2 separate regions of the Homo sapiens genome follow, and region 2 is linked to region 1. A link is an interaction called in ENCODE POLR2A ChIA-PET data of the cell type or tissue named here. Cell type or tissue: PC-3. All regions are shown on one strand.

Region 1 (2,500 bases):
TTTTTTTTTATTTTTTTTGAGACAGGGTCTCACTCTCTTGCCCAGGCTTGAGTGCAGTAGCCTGATCTTGGCTCACTGCAACCTTTGCCTGCCAGGCTCAAGCCGTCCTCCTCCCTCAGCCCCCAGAGTAGTTGGAACTATAGGGGTATGCCACCATACCTGGCTAATTTTTTTAATGAAAATTTTTTTTTTTGTACAGACAGGGTTTCACCATGTTGCCCAGGCTGGTATTGAACTCCTGGGCTCAAGCGATCCGCCTGCCTCGGCCTCCCAAAGTGCCCCGCCAGGTGTTGCCGGTTCTAAGACAAGATACTGTGATTTTTTGGGAAATCACGGTAGGGGAATTATGACATCAAGGTGGGTTCAAAATAGGTTGAGATGAAAGAGCTTGTAGATTTCTTCATGAAGGAAGGACTTAGTGTCCGGTGGTCTTTTCTGAATATTCATGATGCCACTGAATGTGGAAAAAGAGGATTTAAAATGCACCCCTGGCCAGGCACAATGGCTCATACTTGTAATCCCAGTGACTTGGGAGGCTTGCTTGAGTGACAGGAAGATTGCTTGAGGCTGAAGTTCAAGACTAGCCTGGGCAACATAGCAAGACCACTTCTCTACAAAGAATAAAAAAATCAGCTGGGCTTGGTCGTGTGTGCCTGTAGTCCCAGCTATTCAGGAGGCCAAGGCTGGAGGATCTCTTGAGCCTAGGTGTTTGAGGCTGCAGTGAGCTATGATCATGCCACTGCACTCCTGCCTGGGTGGCGGAGCAGGACCCTGTCTCTAAGAAAACTCCAACCCCCACCCCCAAATGCACTCCTGTCCCAAGGGTTTCTGCACAGATATTTAACATTCCTCTACTATGTATAAGGCATTGGTCCACGTTTACAGTGTGCTAGACACATCATGTGTGAGGAATTTCCATGGATGACTTCCTTTGATTTTTATTACAACTTTCTAAGCTATGAGTTGTCCCGTCCCTTGTAAAAAGGGAGGAGATAGAATTCAGAGAGGTGCCTGGGCCTAGCAAAGGCCGCACAGCTTGGGTAAGTCACAAAGCCAGCATTGTGCTCAGAACTTAGGGTGAAACCACCACTACATACCGCCCCACCTTCCCGCCTCCACCACCCCCCGCCCCACGAAGGCTCTGAAAGAGCAAAAGGAAGGCAGGGTATTTGTTGGGAGCCCACGTGCTGTGCAGAAGCCACTTGGCCAGGGTCATGCCACTGGTCTCTCCTGGGTCTGTCTGAAAGCCCGTGGACTTCAAGAGTTCAGACTGATTTTCAAGGGACGTAAACCCATCACCTGCAGTGACCTGTTGTCCCAGGCAGCAGTGCATTGGCCTGTGCCTAGGTAAGGCTGGTGGATGGCTTCATAGCCTAGGAGTAGGTTGGACCCAAGGCAGAAGGTGAGAAGTAGGGAGAAGTGAGATGACTTAGGAAGGGCTAGAGACAAGGCCTGGGGTCTGAAGGAGCACCCTGCTCTCTAGGGCTCTGGAAAGGGCAGATTGGAATGCTGATGCCATCCTGCCTCCAGCTTGCTCTGTGACATCAGGCAGCTACTGGCCTGACCTCCGTGGCTCTCTGTAACAGGAACACTGCAACAATACCTGCATCTTCCTTAGATGGTGGCATTGAGGACGCAGTGAGGTGATGCAGATAAAAGCTTGCAGCTCAGCCCTGCTGCATTCTCTGTGCTCAACAAATGTCAATTGCTACTTTTGTTGATGACGCTGGGTCTGTAGCTTTATCTGTAGCCATTAGCAAAGAAGAGGGGGGAATTTCTCTGTTGAAATAAATTGCCTTGTAGCTCTGGTTTCCTCCCCTAAAACATGTGGATGCGGACACGGTACAAGATTTGTTTTGTTTTGTTTTGTTTTTGAGATGGAGTTTTGCTCTTGTCTCCCAGGCTGGAGTGCAATGGCATGATCTTGGCTCACTGCAAACTCCGCCTCCTGGATTCAAGTGATTCTCCTGCCTCACCCTCCCCAGTAGCTAGGATTACAGTGCACGTCACCACACCCAGCTAATTTTTGTATTTTTAGTAGAGACGGGGTTTCACCATGTTGGCCAGGATAGTCTCAAACTCCTGACCTCAGGTAATCTGCCCGCCTCGGCCTCCCAAAATGCTGGGATTACAGGCATGAGCCACTGCACCCGGCCACAGTACAAGTTTTATAGGAGGTGAAAAAACCACCCTCAAGTATCTTAAATGGTGCTCCCTTGAAAATAGAACCAAGTTAGCTGTTCCTAAAGGTTATGGCAGTCAAGGGATGATGACATCTTAGTGGGCAATTGACCTATGCATTCAGCTTTAACCAGCATTTATTAAGTACCTCCTGTGTTCTTGGATTGTGTGGGGTACTTGGCTGTGTGGCCTTTGGCAAGTGAATTCACCTGAGCCATCACTTCCATGTGTGGAAATTCAGATAATAACTGTCCCTACCTCTTGGGTTGTTTTGAGGATTAAGTGAAATCAAATATACAAAGTCCAATGTCTTGCATGG
Region 2 (2,500 bases), 110 kb after region 1:
CTCAGCTCACTGCAACTTCCACCTCCCAAATTCAAGCAATTCTCCCACGTAAGCCTCCTAAGTAGTTGGGACTGCAGGCACACACCACCATGCCTGGCTAATTTTTGTATTGTTTGGTAGAGACGGGGTTTCACCATGTTGGCCAGGCTGGTCTCGAACTCCTGACCTCAAGTGATTCGCCCACCTCAGTCTCCCAAAATGCTGAGATTACAGGCGTGAGCCACTACGCCCAGCCCGAAAGATATATATTTAACCCTATCTTTAAAACATATTATGTTTTAAAGAGTAAATTGAAATAAATAGTAAGAACAGGATTTAAAGACAGCTTGAGTTTAAAATACTTATCAAAATGTGAGATTTTCTTGATATCTATACTAGTACTTTGATGTGAGAAATACACAATAAATGTTATTTGCATAACTTCAAAAATCCCGTATTAGATTTTTTTAAAAAATGATATTATGAAATGGTTGAAGACTCACAAGAAATAGTGCAGATGCTCCTTGTATCCTCCCCCCAACTTTCCCCCAGTGACAGTATCTTACATAACCACAGTATGAAATTGACATTGGTACAATACTGTTGACTTAGGTACAGATCTTATTTGGATTTCACCAATTTTTACTTTTTTACTTGCATTTTTTGAGCTTTTATTTTTTTTAATGATGATTTTATTGTCCAAAAGATGGCCTAGCAATATCCAAGAAAATTTTGGAGTGAGAAAGATACGAGTTCCCATTCCAGCCTTGTCACTTATCTGTGAGATCATGGATGATTCATTCATTTTCTGAGCCTCAGTTTATTCCTCTGTAAAATGGAGTTGATAATATCTACCTCTTACGGTTGTTGTGAGGCTTAAATTCAGTGACTTATACAGGTATATCATGCTTGGGAACTGTTGTGATGGGTTGGTTGAAAAATCTAAACTCATGGAAGTATAAAATGAAGAAAGCAGTTTACTTTTAGTTTAATTAAGATACGTGGAATGTCTTCTTTTCCATTTTTAGTGACAACTTGGGCAGATTTATTCACTTTTGGCTGGAAGAGCTTAAAGCAGAGAAGGTCTCCCTGGTGTTGGTGTGGTTTGGTTTGATTCTTCGGTTGTGAGTGATCTCTTTGTGAATGGTGAGGATGGATTCCTCTGGCCTGCCTTCAGGGTCATCCTGATAACCTCCCCTGCCACTGAGGGGCAGCCTGGTCTCATTGACTTCCTGAATGGCACCCCTTTGGTCCTTTTTCTGGTGGTCACCTAGACATAGAGAACTCCTGCCATCCACTGGCCCTCAGGCTTTCCCTTGCAGCCATGGGAATACGGGATACTTCTCGCACTCTCTTGGTATGGAGAGATCTGGGATGGAGTGGGGAGTATCTGCATTGCCTCCTCTGACTCACTACTTCCATGTCCCCTTGTTACAGGAAAGGGGTCCTGATCCAGACCCCAAGAGAGGGTTCTTAGATCTCGGGCAAGAAAGAATTCAGGGTGAATCCATACAGTAAAGTGAAAGCAAGTTTATTAGAAAAGTAAAGGAATGAAAGAATGGCTACTCCATAGACAGAGCAGCCCTGAGGGCTACTGGTTGCCCATTTTTATGGTTATTTCTTGATTACATGCTAAACAAGGGGTGGATTATTCATGCCTCTTCTTTTTAGACCATATAGGGTAACTTTCTGACGTTGTCATGGCATTTGTAAACTGTCACGATGCTGGTGGGAGTGTAGCAGTGAGGACGACTAGAGGTCACTCTTGTGGCCATCTTGGTTTTGATGGGTTTTGGCCAACTTGTTTACTGCATCCTGTTTTATCAGCAAGGTCTTGATGCCTGTATCTTGTGCTGACCTTCTATCTCATCCTGTGACTTAGAATGCCTTAGCTGTCCGGGAATGCCGCCCAGTAGGTTTCAGCCTCATTTTACCCAGCTCCTCTTCAAGATGGAGTTGCTCTGATTCACACACATCTGATATCCTCAAGCTGTTTGGATGTAGGTCATCTAGGGTTCCCCCACCTGCAGAAATGTCTAGGCCTGCATTGTCTAATATGGTAGCCACTAGCTATAGGTGTTAATTATTTAAATTTAAAAGAATTAAAATTAGTGTGTAGTGGCATGCAACTGTAGTCCCAGCTACTTAGGAGAACGAGGCGGGAGGATCACTTGAACCCAGTTTGAGACCAACTTGGGCAACATAGCGAGACCCTTAAAAAAATGTTAAAAAAAAATAAAATTAAATGGAATTACACATTTAATTCTTCAGTTGCGCTAGCTGTATTTCATGTGCTCAATAACCATATATGGCTGGTGGCTGCCATATTGGACAGCACAGATATAAAACATTTCCATTATCATAAAGAGTTCTTTTGGACATTGCTGGTCTAACTAATAGATCCCCCATCTTACGGCTACCGATGTTAGTCTTTTCTAAGAACTGCCCCACCTCCCTCTGCTTAAAGGGTGGTACCAGTGGATGGCCATGAGATGCATAATTTCAGCAGACATCTACTTAA

What was found. ChIA-PET counts read pairs that join two places held together with the same protein. Peaks named below come from ENCODE experiments on the same cell type or tissue, not always from the same donor. Only the 100,000 strongest peaks of a DNase experiment are listed, where the experiment ranks them.
Region 2: POLR2A ChIA-PET joins it to region 1 with 5 read pairs; 2 of 35 experiments call an interaction of 5 or more read pairs at or near these places.

Annotation. Positions count from the first base shown.
Region 1 is chr12:117,831,659-117,834,158 of GRCh38, reverse strand. The region is part of intron 3 of KSR2 (kinase suppressor of ras 2); the gene reads left to right. LOC105370011 (a long non-coding RNA gene) reads right to left here and starts at 1,393. Exons shown (of 3, transcript XR_945403.3): 1 at 1,310-1,393. In PC-3, no CTCF peak of the experiment used is centred here; a DNase peak (open chromatin) is centred at 948; H3K27ac peaks cover 1,590 bases.
Region 2 is chr12:117,721,760-117,724,259 of GRCh38, reverse strand. All of the region lies in intron 4 of KSR2 (kinase suppressor of ras 2), which reads left to right. Among named protein-coding and RNA genes, the nearest start is that of KSR2, 250 kb to the left of the region's middle. In PC-3, no CTCF peak of the experiment used is centred here; no DNase peak of the experiment used is centred here.